Regions from separate parts of the Homo sapiens genome. Here regions 2, 3 and 4 are each linked to region 1. A link is a contact called in ENCODE Hi-C or POLR2A ChIA-PET data. All regions are on one chromosome and are shown on one strand. Each heading gives the region's core, a stretch centred on a gene start or an enhancer-like site at or near the end of the contact. The rest is flanking DNA. Distances are from core to core; before and after follow the strand shown. Region 1 overlaps WDR27 (WD repeat domain 27). Region 2 overlaps WDR27 (WD repeat domain 27). Region 3 holds the start of DYNLT2 (dynein light chain Tctex-type 2). Region 4 holds the start of PHF10 (PHD finger protein 10).

Region 1 (3,484 bases), core at 579-3,078:
GACCCTTGTTGACAAAAAGTTTAAAAATTCCACTTTTAAGGAGTGATCTAAATGAAGCGTATGTAAGAAGAAAAGCTAAAGAAACAAACATGTTAAGTTTTAAAGGTGAAATCAGGAGACTCGTGTCTCCTTCACGACAGGTTGTGTGCACAGATCTCACTTCCCAAATGCGCAGCCGTCCATGGCGGCAGACAAGACGAGCGGACCCCGTGGGTTGGACACGCAGGAGGCACTGCTCGCCACTCAGCATGGAGCCCACTCTCACAGGGGAGTTTCTTTCCATGGAAACAGTCAGAACCTTGGAAAACCATCTGAACAGTCTAGTATGATTCCAACTATTAGCCATTTTAATTAATATTGGTTAGTCAAGGTTTCCAAAAATTTTTTACTAGAAATGTATATATACATATAAATTCCTTTGTTATTAATTAAGCAAATGGTTCAAAAAGGCTTTTTTACATTGCACAACAATGTGAGGGTATGGAATCCCACTGAACCATACACCTAAAAATGGTTAAAATGGCAAGTTTTATTTTATACATATCTTATAATGAAAAAAGTAAATGAACAGAAAATGTCTTTTACAAGACTACAAAAATCAGTCTTTACCACATAAACAATGTGCAAGACCATATTATTTACCTAATAAACACTTTCAATTCTTCATTAGCATCATTACTACATAGGACTTTTTCAATTTTTTGAGGGTACTGCTATTTAAAAAGTGAATGCTAACTTTCATTATCTGGGTAACACACTGGTTAGGTATTCAGATGGCCTCTCCCACAGAGAAACGCCACAAAAGCCAGAAGAAATATGTGCTTCATTTTGTAAAAAGGGAAAAGAAAATGAGGACAAGATATTGAAACTGAGGTGAGCTGTGGATGGCGGCACCTCCAGCCACACAGGCTGAGGATTTGTGTGGCCTCAGGGAGGTGAGGGCAGAAAGGCCAAGTCCCTGGCCACTATGCGAGCTTCACCTTCTCCGACTAGCCCAGGAAGCCTGTGCCGTGATGGTCTGTACTGGTCCCAGGCTGCTGGCCCTGCAGTCAGAGTGACCTTGACAAGTGGCTTAAAAGGCCGGAAGCTGTGGATTTGTGCACCCAAACCCCTAGAAAGCAACGCAAATCTCCTTTGAGAGAACACAGTGCACTTCATTCAGTTCCAAAAAACAAATACAAAAACAAACAAAACAGAAACAAACAAAAAACTAAAGGCCCACTTCTCTAATGAAAATTGATGCAAAACTCCTCAATAAAATATTAGCAAACCAAATTCAACAACACAACAAAAAGAGTATACATCATGGGATTTATCCCTGACATACAAGGCTGGTTTTATACTCAAAATCAATCATATACCTAATTTAAAATATTACACCAAGCATTCAGGTATAGAAACAGAGAAAGCTCTCCCTAGCTCATTCTGTGGAGCTGGCACACCAAAACCAAACTCAGAAAGTTCCTGAGAAATCAATCACGCAAGAACATGAATCCAAAAGATCCTGTACAAAATAATAGCGAAGAGATAATAAATGCAAATTAGGCTTATGACAGTAAAGCGTATCTGATTAAACACAAGCAATAACCACCTCATGTTTAACCAGGAAAACGCAAACGAAATCATAAGACACCTCTGTATCGTCACTGGTTGCCAGACGGCTCAGGAGGGTCTCCAAAGGCTGGTGAGACCCCACTCCCAGCCGGTTTCCAGGTTCTTGGCACCTTCAGAGCAAGAATTTAGATGCGAAAAGCAGCAGCTTTTGCTGCAAAGCGAAAGCACACGCCTAAGTGAGAAGCCAGGCGAGCTGAGGAGGAGGCGCGCACAGGAGAAGGAGGCGCGCACAGGAGGAGGCGCGCACAGGGTTAGGCGGCGCGCACAGCAGAAGGAGGCGCGTTCAGGAGACGGAGGCGCGCTCAGGAGGAGGAGGGGCGCTCAGAAGGAGGCGGCTCGCTCAGGAGGAGGAGCCCCGTTCAGAAGGAAGCGCGCACAGAGGAGTTTGTGTTCTTTTGCGGGTGTTTCTTTAGTGACAGTGCGGGATCATCATCAGGTATTCTGGGAAAGGAGGGGATTTTTAGGTAACCCCCAACACAGCCTCGTTGTCTCTTACTCGGGTTTTCCCGGGAGAACAGAGGACACATCACGCTGGTGGGTTCGCCTTCTCTCTCCCTCGCTTTGGGTTTTCTGCCGCCCTGTGGTTACTTTGCCACGTTCCTGTCTTCGCTGTTGCCTGGGTTTTCCGTCCTCCTGTGACCACCCAGTGCTATTCTTGTCTCACACTGGGTAAGCAGAAATTCCAGCGTCCAGCGACATGCAGCCATGGCAAGAGCTCCGGGCAGGAGAGGCGGCGTGTGCTGCTGGAGTAACCTCTGGCCAGCCACCTGGGAAGACCCTTGCCATCGTCTGCCATCGACCTGCCATGTGGGGAACCCCGAGCCCAGCAGCTGCCCGCACAGAAGATCAGGGCAGCCCTCCCGGCTCCAGGGTACAGCAGGGTGCTGCAAAGACTGCTCACAACAGCAGCCTGGGACAAGCCAAACGTCTGTTAATACTGAATAAATCGTGGGTACATAAACCGCAGTATATCCAGACAACAGAACGCTGTATAGCAACTGAAGCAAATCTCACAGACACGAAGTGAAAAAGACAAATCAGAAAAGAACGCACTTAAGAAAGAATATTACTCTACATATAAACAGCCCCCAGATTAGACATATGAGAAGATTCATTGTGATGAAAGACTTCTCGGTGCCTCTTTGCCAGCTGGAGACCCCCGAGGCTGGCGATGCCCCTGCCTGGCCTGACAACTGAAGGGTGAGCAGGGCAGAGTTTTTTTTGTTTTTATTTTTTGAGACGGAGTCTCGCCCTGTTGCCCAGGCTAGAGTGCAATGGCACGATCTCAGCTCACTGCAACCTCCACCTCCTGGGTTCAAGCGATTCTCCTGCCTCAGCCTCCTGAGTAGCTGGGACTACAGGCGCCCGCCAACCACGCCCAGCTAATTTTTCTTGTATTTTTAGTAGAGACGGGGTTTCAGCGTGTTAGCCATGATGGTCTCAATCTCCTGACCTCGTGATCCGCCTGCCTCGGCCTCCCAAAGTGCTGCGATTACAGGCGTGAGCCACTGCACCCAGCTGGAGAGTTTTATTGAGTGACAGCTCTCAGCAGAGAGGGGACCCGGAGAGGGCAGCCCCCTACCCTCAGTCAGGTGGTCCCCCAGTGTGGCTGAGTTTGGGGCTTTTATGGACTCAGAATGGGGGAGTGCATGTTGATTGGTTTGTGACTATGCAAAAAAGGTTAAAAAAAAAAGGTACAACTCAAAGATGGGCACAGCAGTGTCAAAAACCAATTAGGGAGGAGTGGGAATATGTAAAATAGGTGAAGGGTGGGGGCCAATCAGAGGAAAGCATGCCAAACAGGAAAAGAGGTTCTCAATCCCGTCTGTGGATTCATCCGAGACATGTGGTTTGGCTTTCAGACGTGAAG
Region 2 (3,484 bases), core at 735-3,234, 120 kb before region 1:
AACAACTGTGATTTGTGTTAACAAACATCTTTAAAATAATATATACATTCTTTGAGACAGAGTTTTGCTCTGTCACCCAGGCTGGAGTGCAGTGGCACAATCTTGGCTCACTGCAACCTCTGCCTCTCAGGTTCAAGAGATTCTTGTGCCTTGACCTCCCAAATAGCTGGGATTACAGGCATGGGCCAACAGGCCTGGCTAATTTTTATATTTTTAGTAGAGACGGGGTTTCACCATGTTGGCCAGGCAGGTCTCGAACTCCCGGCCTCAAGTGATCCGCCCGCTTCAGCCTCCCAAAGTGTTAGGATTGCAGGTATGAGCCATCACACCTGGCCTAAAATAATTTTTATTGTTTGATGTAGACAAATAGTTTGCTCACAGTCTATTAGAAGATACACATGTTGGCCCAAACTTTTTGGAGAAAATTTGGCAATATGTATCAACAGCTATTAAACAGTGAAGACACTGACTCAGCAGTTACACTCCTAAAAAGTATTAAGAGAAAATACTCACCCTAGTATGAAAATGTGTTCACAGAGATGCTTATCATAGCGTTGTTTATATTTACAACACAAATTGGAAGCTACCTGAATGTACAATAGAACATGAATCAGATAAATTATGGTGCACCCACATAAAAGAATTATATGCAACCATCATAACTAAGGAGGTGAAAAATCAGGCTAAAAAACAGTATTTGCACTAGAATCTCATTTCACTATGTGCGTGTGCATATATGTGTGAATAGACGCATACACACCCACACATTCAGGGAGAGAATGAAGTTTACACGCTAGCACGTTAACGGTGGTGACCTCTGCGGGGGGGGGGGGCAGCTAATGCTAATAAGCTATTGTGTTTTTTCCCTTCGTTTGTTTCCTTTGTTTTGTCTATTTATAGTTTCTATTTTCCAAAATATGTTGTTTCTTTAAAAAGTAAGAAAACGTTTAGAAATAATATTTCTGAAGTTAAAAAATAATTACACCAACATACTATTTTTCTGTATCTGCATCTTACATTTCCCATAAAATAAATGCATATTCTACAAAGACTCTACTAAGAATAGAGGGTTTTTTAAATGGCCAAACTGCACTCATTAAATCAGAGTTATGCTTCACTTTTTAATTCAACTCTAGCTTGTCTTTCAGTAAATAACTGAAATAAACATATTTTGGACAGGCTCATTCAAATGGACCACCATTTAAAATATCTATTAGAATACTATAAGCACAAATCCTTCAAAATTTGCATAAGCTTTTAAATTGTGGGGTTTTATATGTAGAAAATTACATTGTATCTTTTCCCTTGGTATTATTTAGTTGTTTACTTTAAGGCTATTTATCCTTGAATGAAAAAAAAAATAGTTGCCATGTTTTTGTAATTCACAAACTTCAATAGCACTGTGCCATAACTAGAAATAATAGAATTAGATGTGTAATAGGAATCCTATGTGTTGAGTATAACTAAAATGCTGCAACCTATTTAAAGATTAATTTTTCAAGTTGGGTTTATAAATCATTTACAAAGAAATTGAGCAGAACTAAAATTACAGTCCAACTGTCACATTCCTGCGATGTGACCGCAGTGTGCTCGGGCTGGAAGCCACAGCAATGAGTGTTTGCAGAGCCGAAAGCTCTGCCAGACCATCAGGAACAAATATCTTCCACTGGCCAGATACTGGATCAACAACCATTAAATATAATACGAACCATCTTCCATGGCCATAGCTCAAAAGCTATGAACACAAACAGTTGCAAATATGTCACTGGAAACTCAGGCACCCTCACACTGATTGGTCCATGCACTGCACAAATTGCCTCCATTCTAGCTCAAGAGAAACCCCCATGACCTTTCAAAACAGAGATGAAAACAAGTCCTCAGTGACTAATTTTAGAGACCTGCCTTTTCTCTTGTCCCTCCTTTGATAAGTTTCTTGTTCTACGTATCAACATTTACAAATGCTGCTCTGTTTTCCACAAGCTGCACACACTAGGGCCTCCCCACCTCTGCTCCTCAGTATGCATGACTGTGTACATTTTAGGAGGGGATGTAAATGGCCTCAACTGTATGAAAGCATGACACAACCTTTGGGATGATTCTGTGGTTTCACTGGCTCACCCACGTTACATAGGAGACTGCAACGCATGGAGGTGGCCGATGTTTATGGCTGGTATAACGCAGCACCGCCCAGCAGCAGCTCAGCCTTCTTGAGGCCGGTGCCTCTCCACCCTCCCTCACTCACAGAACATCGAACCTCTCCATTCTGTAAACTCAATGAAAATAATGCATCCATAACAAAGGCTCAATTCTAAATTTACCAGGAGGCATAGGTCTAAATTCTGTGATTAGAGGTTACATTTCTAAGAATCACTGTAAACCTTCCTAACATTCATGCATGCACGTCTCATGTCTGAGATGCAGCCACATCCTTCCTCATGTTAAAAAGCTGATGTCTGGTCTGATCTCAGCCTCCCACACATAGCAGTGGCTTTGTATCAAATTCTACCCTTTCTGCCACAGCACCTAGCACTGCCTGACATGTTGTCTGTGTTTTTCACTAGATTAAGGTCCATGAAAACAGAATCTTGGCCAGCCCTGTTCACCTGTTTTCATGGCACTCATTAAATATGTGTTGAATGAATGGATATATGGATTACATTTTGTACATAAAAATGTACCTTCTTGACATTAGCATTTCAATAAGTGAATTGATGCTGGTTTTCTTTTCTTAGGTCCAGAGTTAGGAAGCAAGGAAGTTTTCTAGAATTAAGAATGACATTGAATCTTCATTTTTTTTCTACTGGAGTTCATTCGTGTTGATTCCTTCCTTAAACCAGTAAAGATTACTGCCTTTCAAAACCAAAGACAATTATATCTTAATCCCGTGGACATTGGGGAGCAAACACTGCTTCCAATCCATCTGAGGAACAGAAACATTTGGATAAGAGAAAGACAATTCAGTAGTAACTTGTCAAATACTTCCTGGCAGAGAGCAGATGGGCAGCAGACTCCTGCAGAATAGAGCTTGTTTCCCAGAAGCACCCCAGCATCCAGCTCGCTGAGTGTTACCTGCTCTACTCATGGTCTCATGGTCTGCAATCGACATGAAATCACAGCAGGTGCACAGGGCAGGTGAGGAGAATTCTGCAACATTAAACAGTTTGTTTTTTTTTTTTTTTTGAAATGGAGTGTCACTTTTTTGCCCAGGCTGGAGTGCAGTGGTGCGATCTCAGCTCACTGCAACCTCCACCTTCTGGTTTCAAGCGATTTTCCTGCCTCAGCCTCCCAAGTAGCTGGGATTACAGGCACCCACCACCATGCCTGGCTAATTTTTGTATTTTTAGTAGAGATGGGGTTTCACCATGTTGGCGACGATGGTCTCAAACTCCTCGTGATCCGCCTGTCTCGGCCTTTATTCTCCATGTAGCTTTGTCTTTGGATGTAACCAGTGTGATGTGTTAATTACTACTCTTTACAGTGGCAA
Region 3 (3,484 bases), core at 482-2,981, 97 kb after region 1:
TATTGATGAAACAGTATGTCTTAAATTTTCCTATGCTCCAAAATAGGGAAATTAACAGCTACCTTAAATTAGAAATAACTAAGTGAACAGTTTCCTCAGGTACATTTAGTGAGCATTTGTAGAGTCCTTTCTCAATTTCTTCCCAATTATTGTTCTATTCAAATTTCTCACCTCTAAAAGAATCAACTTTAAAGATAGCTATAATTGATCACATCCATATCAAATACTAATAATTACTTTGGTCCATGTCCCCTCACTCCCAGATTTTAACCTATATACCAGGTGCACCTATGTGTCTCCTCATTTTGAGTTCAGGCTCATTGAATTTTAAAGACCACTTCAGACCTCAGATAGGCAGTAAGTTTATAAAAGCCACCCTTGTCTGCCTCAATATATAGAAATTTTTCTTTACTGTTGGTGACCTGTTACTCAGACTCATTGCCAAGAAATACAGCATAGTGTTTGGGAGTGTGAAGTTTTAAGTCCAACTGATTTAGGTTTCTAGCCCTGCTCTGCTCTTTTTCTTAGCTGTGTAAACTTGGCCTGTTTGCTTTTCCTCCTTTATTTAGTTCGTTCTTTCCTCTGTAAAATGTAGACACCAGGGAAACAAGAACCTGAAATTTCGCCATTATTTTGAGAATTCTCTTTTTAAGAGTAATCTTAAAATGTTTTAGGGTCTTCAAAAAATTGTTTTGCCTGTCATCTCTATCTTCATCCTATTATAGGTCCACGAAGTAAGTACGAAGAGAAACCAGTATAGGCCAATTGGACCGAGTACTAGCATACAGGTTCTGGTCCCAGCTCTATCATTACAGCTTTGTATCCTTGGGCAAACTAATTTTCTGTTAAAGTATCAATAAAATATAGAGTCTTTAATACATTAACGGTTTTCAAAGCCTAATCATATAGAAATACCTGTTATACCACCAATAAAACTGAATAATGACCCTTTCCATCAATATCAGTAAGTTTTGGACAGGGTATTTTCAACTTAAGTTTTTTTCTCCTGTACATTCTTCAAATATCCAGACTGCTGATGTTTTAAAAACCCAAAACATGGCACTATTCTGCCTGGTTTATCAAATTATTTTTTTAATACAACACACTCATTTTTCGCTAGCAAAACTGCTTATAATGGCACTAAATACACTAACATACTGTGTTTTAGTACAAAGCAATAATACTCAGAGTACTCTCAGGAAATCCGCAAGCTGAGTAAATTTGAAAAGAAGATCTTGTAACCACCCTTCCAATCGACTTATGTAGGGTTCTATGGCCCTAATTAAAAAACAAGAAAACTTTAGCACTCAAGTCCAAAGGGGACTGCCCAACTCAGTCTCAGGCTTCAATTTCGCATCTGGGGAAAAAAGAAACACAAAAGGGAGATGCTGCCTCCTTGGCTCTGGGGGTGGTGACGGGAGCGGGGCCCACTGGGGAGCGATTTCACTTAAACGGTCGGACATAGCCGTCTCGGGCCCCTAGCAGTCTCCGCACTCACTGCCTCCTTCTCGAACATGCTAGGCCTCCTTTCTTTCCTAGGCGTCACCGGAGCCTGCTGAGGGGTCTGGTTCGGGGTCTGGATGGGGCTCGACTTCACGCCTCGGCCTCGCTTCTCCATCTCGCTCTGTTCTCCAAGACGCCCACCGCCTCCCCTTCACCGCCGGCGGTCAAACGCCCTAGCCAGTCCCGCGAGGGCGGAAGTCTCCCACCTGCGCCTCGTACGGTAGGAAGTGCCCGCCAGGGCTCCAAAGCGCCTGGAGGAGGGGCGCGCAGGCGCCTGCGTCATTCACGCGCGCCGCAGCGGGGCACCGGAAGTTATGGAGGTAGGGCGGGTGTAGGGCCCGGTTCGATCCCGAGCTAGGCAGGGAGTCGGCGCCAGGCTGGGTGGTGCTCGGCTACGCGGAGTGGGCGAGCGAGCACGCGCCTGCGGTGGCCGGCGGTCCCGCGCTGGAGGGCGCTGGCGACGTCGCGGCCCTGGCCTCTGTGGCGGTATCGGACGCTCGGCCCTGCAAGACGCCTGGCGGGCCCTGCCGGCCTCCCTGGGCCAGGCTCGGTTTCTCCGTCGCCTCCTGGCCCTGAGCTGGAACGCGGCGGACGGTCAGGGAGGGCTGTGCGCGGTGGCGCGGGGGCGGAAAGCCGCAGGTCGGGCTCTCACCTGACCGTGGCTCGTTCCTAGAAGCGCAGTTTCCTAGTCGCTGCCTGTAGGGTCCACACTCGGACAGTAAATTTGTGTTCATCGCCGGGCGTGGTGGGGCCTGTGGTCCCATCTACTCCGTAGGCTGAGGTGGAAGGATCGCTTTAGCCCAGGAGGTGGAGGCTGCAGTGAGCCGAGATCGCGCCACTGCACCCCTGTCTGGGCGACGGCGAGACCCCGTCTCCAAAATGATGATAACGATAACTACCATTTTTGAGTACTATGTGCTAGATGCTTTTCATGTGTTATCTGATTACTGTAGCCCTACCAGGTGCAGCCTGGCACCGTTTTATTTCACTTAGAACTGAGATTCCGATAAAGTAACTTTTCCAAGGCAAGAGGTAGTCAGAGGCTGAGGAATGATTCAAATTTAAGTCCAGCTCCAAAGCACCGGCCCAGTGTAGTCTGCAGAGTTCCAGCCCCATAGAGCCACATGGAGGATGCGAGTGACAATCGCCAATCAACAAATAGTTGATGTAGATTTCTTTAGTGATGACTTAATTGTTAGGGCCTGCTGGGATTGTTCGAAAACCAGGGCTGAGAGTGGAAAGTGCAACTTCTGGGTGCAGGAGGAGCAAACAGGGCAACTGATAGCAGTTTCCACATTAGGAAGCTGCCCAGAGCTAATTATGACTGTCACAACACAGCCCCCCCTTAACTCAACACACCAAAATAAAGAGCTTCGGTTCCGCTTTAGATCCTGAATTTGACTTCTTTGCAGGTTTATACGATGGTCTTAGTGTCATGTGGGGTAATTGTGAGGATTTCGATTGTATTTAATTCTCCATGGAAAACCAGTACGGTTTGCTACTTTTTACATGGCAGGGAAGGCTAAACTTTACCTCTGCCCATCTTAGTTCGGAGTGACCCCTTTAACAAATGAAAGGATAACAAGAAAAAAGTTTATTCTTGGACAGAGTACACATCACAAGGGATAAACCTTAATGAGAAGTAACTTGAAATGGTGGCTTAGAACTACATTTGTATACCATCTTCAACAAAGAACTGTAGATTTGCAGAGAAGTGACAGGACACAGGAGAGCAGTTTTAGGCTTCAAAGGGCAGGAAATTGGGAAGGTAGATACATATTCGGAAACTAATGGAGTAAGAATTGTTTGCAGATTCCCCTGGTACCTTAACTGGTCTGGTAAGTCTAAAGTTATCCCCAGTAAAGAATTTATATCCTGTCTTTGGGCGGAAGAGGGGGAGGATAGAGAGAGCTTTTCCTTCATTTGCTGCCTCTTGTCTTCAGCTCAAATTTGTTGTTGTTTTTATATCGAAGAGGCATGT
Region 4 (3,484 bases), core at 430-2,929, 70 kb after region 1:
CACATCCTTCCTAGGGCTCAGGGGTCAAGAATGCACTCAGGGGGCACTGGCTCAGTGCCCTCCAGGTGCCGGGCCAGACGTCAAATGCTGGAAGTGCAAGGATGTGCATTCAGAGTCTTACAATCTAGTTACTTCCATTGACGACAGCCTTTGAGGAACCTTCAAAATGAGTCTCACAGCACGGTGGACGTGCGCAACGGGAAAAGCTCCCAAGCAGGCGCAGCCCGGCTAGGCTGCTACAGGACGGCTTCCCCTGCCAACGCGCACACGGCACACCGCGCACCGCACGAAGGCTGGCTGGCTCTGCAGCATTCCAGTTCCCACCGCCTTCTAATTTCAATCCAATTTCAAGCTTCCAGGCTTTTAAAACATCATTCCTCCCTTCCAACTTTCTGTCACAAACTGCTAGCCTAACTTTAGAACCAAAACGTTTTGATGCGTGACACTACTGCTCATCTCCATTTTCTCCACAAGCACCAATTTCTTTTCACCTCCTCAAGCAGTAAAAAGTTTTAACAGACTTCCGCTGAAAACATCCGGACGCTTGCGTATTAACTTAGTTATTACAGTAAGTTCACTGAGTGTGTTGATTTTCCATATCGTTCGCCACTCGGTTTTTGCAGTAAGCGTTCAAACACTTCGGCAAACTATGCGCGGAATGAACGCTGAGCGAACGCGCGCTTCTGCAGGCCCCTCCGAGGCCAACTCTCTCGGCCCCGGGCGCGTTCCGTCCCACGGCTGGCCTAGGAGGAGGCGTTTTGGGGACAAGCTTGTCAAGCAGGGCCGGCTGCCAACTTCGGGGAAGCCGCGCCGCGTCCCCCGCCCGCCCGCACTTGTTGCTCGCTAGAGGCCGCGGGCTCACCTCGGGGCCCCGCCTCGCCGACCACCCCCGGTCTCAGGCGCGGCGCCCGGCCTGGGCCCACGCCCCCGAGACGCTGGGCGGCCGCCGGTGGGACTGGGCCCACGCCCCGGCACCCAGGCCCGGGACGGGGTCAGGGTCGGGTCGCACCGGCCGCTTCCTCACCTTCGGGGACTGCGCTCCGGGGGTGGCTGGGTCGCTGTCGCACGGCCGCGGGGACAGCGCAGCCCCGGGCCCGGCCGCCGCCGCCATCAGCCCGAGCGCCCCGCGCCGCCGCCGCCGCCGTCGCCTCCGCCTTGTCCCGGCCGCCGCCGCCGCTGCCGCCGCCGCCGCCGCCGCCGCCGCGCGGGCCCCCCGCCGCCCCGGCCCCGCCCCCTCCGCCCGCCCGCCCGGGGGCCGGCCCCTGCCGCCGCGCGCCCCGCGGCCCGCCAGCGCCGCCGCCACCGCCATGGCCGTCGCCAGCGCGCCGCCCGCGCGGGAGGGCGCCAAAGGCTGGGAGGGCGCGGGGCTGCGGGCCGGAATGGAGGAGGCCCAGCGGCGGCGGCGCTTCTCACGTCAGCCCAACCCGCCCGGCCGCGGCCACCGCCTCAGCACCGTTGCCCCCCACAGCTCCGCCGCTGGCCTCAGCGCCGCCGCGACTCCCTTCAGCCCCGCCACTCGCTCGCCTCAGCCCCGCCGCTCGCTCGCCTCAGCCCCGCGGCCGCCTCAGCCCCGCCGCTCGCCTCAGCCCCGCCGCTCGCCTCAGCCCCGCCGCTCCCCTCAGCCCCGCGGCCGCCTCAGCCCCGCCGCCGCCTGGCTCCCCACGGCCCGGCGTTGTACTCGGCCGCGGCTCCCCCCAGCCCCCGGCGCGCCCCACCTCCCGCCCGCCCTCCGGCCCGCCCCGGCCCGGCACGTCGCCACTTGGCGCGCTCGCAGCCGCCCCCTCCCCGCGGCCCCCGGCCCGGCCCCTCCGCGCGTCACCCTCGTTCCCTCCCTCTCTCCGCGCCCCCGCCGCGCCCCTCCCCGCCCCTCCCGGGGGTCCCCGCCCCGCCCCCTCTCTGCCGGGGGTCGCCCTGCCCGGAGCAGTCGCGCGGAGACTGCGCGGCCTCCGCCTCTACGCGCTCGCGGTCGCCGCTCCTCTCCCGCCTTTGTTCTCGGGTCGCCCCTCTCGCTGGTGGCGCTCCGAGAGAGCAGCGGAGCCACCTGCCCAGGCCACGCTTCCCCGAGCATCCGCAGCTGCACCCGGGGGCTGTCGGCGCCCGCCCCGGAGCGTGCGGGAGGCACAGCGGGAAGAAGTCGCTGAGATTCGGCCCTCGTGGCTTTGCGTGCCCGCGTGGTTGATGCCTCCGCCGAGAACGCGGTCGGCCGGGAGCCGGGGAGGAGCGTGGACGCCGGCCTGGCAGGTACCCCCGCGAGAACGTGGGAGCCGGTGTATTTCAGCTGCATTTATTACTGATCTCGGGCTGCACCAGGGCACTTGTAGGACCGCACTAAAAACAGCGGAAAGTGAGGAGCCAAGCCTGGGTCCGGGGCGGCCCGCCGTACAGCTGGCCTCACGGATTCCACTGCCTGCGCCTGCAGATGACTTGTTCTGGAGAGTAGAGAATGTTCTCGGATTTAAAGTACAATCCGGTTTCCTTTCCATTCATTATAGTTGCCTACACTCAACAAACAAAAGTTGGGAAAGATAAAGGGATTATTCTAGCGCGTCACATTGACAAACACCGACGTTAACACGCTCAGTCCAGCCTGACTCACTTGCCTCAGGTCAGAGAGGTCACCACTGACGACGCCGGGCCCTCAAGCCGATCCTAATCCAGCTTGGTTCTCTCAGCCTCAGCCAGACCATCCGTTCTTGCCTCTGTCCCACCACGTGCAGGTGTAAGCTTCCGCCGCACTTCTTGTCTGAATCTGCCAAGAAGAAACTGCATCTTTCAGCTAAATTCTTTTCACTGATCAGGGTAGAGTTTAGCGGTTTTTTTTTTAAGAAAAAAAACAAAAACAAAAAAAAACTCTTAAGCTATTTGGTACTCCTCTCCCTCCGGGATTCTGTCTCTAGATTGTGAAAGCTGTCAGAGAATGGAGTCAGGGAAAGCCGTGATGGGAAAGTTCTCACTAATAATTGCCTGATATAAAGAATTAGCACAAAAGACTGCCAAAACCACAACCTTGCACAAAGGCCACAAAACTACACAAAAAAATGCTTCAAGGACATTTGCGCAGCAACTGCCTGTCCAACCTTGGACTGGCCATCCCCTTTGTTACTGATCTTTGTAGCCAAGGATAATTGTTTCAAAACAACTTACGTAATCCTCCTCGTTTTTCCTTTTAAACCCCTTATCTTCCTTTACCTCCCTGAATACACCTATAGTTTACTATGACACCATATTCTACATTGCAATGCCCACTTTCAAATAAATTTGTCATGTTTGGCAAACCTGTCTGTTATTTAGGTTGACAAGATCAAATGCAAATTTATTCTGGAGTCAACAAATAACTGATTCAGTCTTCCAATGTGCAAGGCAAAGAAGAATATTAAGGAGACACTGTATAGATTAGATCCCTGCCTATAGGCAGCTTCAACACTAATACAATATGGTACGAATATATAATTGTACTTTAAGGCAGCTTAGGTGGGAAAACAAC

Evidence for each region. Hi-C counts contacts between places; a loop is a spot of excess contacts on that map. ChIA-PET counts read pairs that join two places held with the same protein, here RNA polymerase II (POLR2A). Pooled maps may share reads with other maps.
Region 2: a loop to region 1 is called in a pooled map, with 4 times the contacts of the local background. The contact joins two enhancer-like sites. A Hi-C loop is called at or near these places in 1 of 168 maps with a recorded cell type or tissue (IMR-90) and 4 of 50 pooled maps. POLR2A ChIA-PET finds 5 or more read pairs at or near these places in 2 of 52 experiments (OCI-LY7 and activated naive CD8-positive, alpha-beta T cell).
Region 3: a map of CD8-positive, alpha-beta T cell shows a loop between it and region 1 (15-fold over the local background). The contact joins the promoter of DYNLT2 here to the enhancer-like site in region 1. A Hi-C loop is called at or near these places in 5 of 168 maps with a recorded cell type or tissue (CD4-positive, alpha-beta memory T cell, CD8-positive, alpha-beta T cell and naive thymus-derived CD4-positive, alpha-beta T cell), 1 of 37 single-sample maps with no recorded cell type and 16 of 50 pooled maps. POLR2A ChIA-PET finds 5 or more read pairs at or near these places in 1 of 52 experiments (CD4-positive, alpha-beta T cell).
Region 4: a map of naive thymus-derived CD4-positive, alpha-beta T cell shows a loop between it and region 1 (10-fold over the local background). The contact joins the promoter of PHF10 here to the enhancer-like site in region 1. A Hi-C loop is called at or near these places in 4 of 168 maps with a recorded cell type or tissue (CD4-positive, alpha-beta memory T cell, CD8-positive, alpha-beta T cell and naive thymus-derived CD4-positive, alpha-beta T cell), 1 of 37 single-sample maps with no recorded cell type and 15 of 50 pooled maps. POLR2A ChIA-PET finds 5 or more read pairs at or near these places in 5 of 52 experiments (H1, WTC11, endothelial cell of umbilical vein and 2 more).

Annotation. Positions count from the first base shown.
Region 1 is chr6:169,652,888-169,656,371 of GRCh38, forward strand. The region is part of intron 13 of WDR27 (WD repeat domain 27); the gene reads right to left. Among named protein-coding and RNA genes, the nearest start is that of WDR27, 47 kb to the right of the region's middle. RefSeq lists enhancers at 1,991-2,040, 3,246-3,484. Within about 2 kb of position 1,829, at least 25 of the 41 ENCODE cell types and tissues checked have a DNase peak (open chromatin) inside an H3K27ac peak, as active enhancers do; they include endothelial cell of umbilical vein, where a contact is called at or near this core.
Region 2 is chr6:169,528,492-169,531,975 of GRCh38, forward strand. All of the region lies in intron 25 of WDR27 (WD repeat domain 27), which reads right to left. Among named protein-coding and RNA genes, the nearest start is that of LINC02519, 140 kb to the left of the region's middle. Within about 2 kb of position 1,985, at least 7 of the 41 ENCODE cell types and tissues checked have a DNase peak (open chromatin) inside an H3K27ac peak, as active enhancers do.
Region 3 is chr6:169,749,841-169,753,324 of GRCh38, forward strand. DYNLT2 (dynein light chain Tctex-type 2) reads right to left here and starts at 1,732. Exons shown (of 4, transcript NM_174910.3): 1 at 1,499-1,732. The coding sequence starts at 1,618. It overlaps ERMARD (ER membrane associated RNA degradation), which reads left to right and starts at 1,782. Exons shown (of 18, transcript NM_018341.3): 1 at 1,782-1,823. The coding sequence starts at 1,818.
Region 4 is chr6:169,722,821-169,726,304 of GRCh38, forward strand. PHF10 (PHD finger protein 10) reads right to left here and starts at 1,680. Exons shown (of 12, transcript NM_018288.4): 1 at 1,025-1,680. The coding sequence starts at 1,111. It also overlaps a transcript of DYNLT2 not described here. RefSeq lists silencers at 782-1,161, 1,262-1,501, 1,572-1,871 and an enhancer at 1,803-2,345.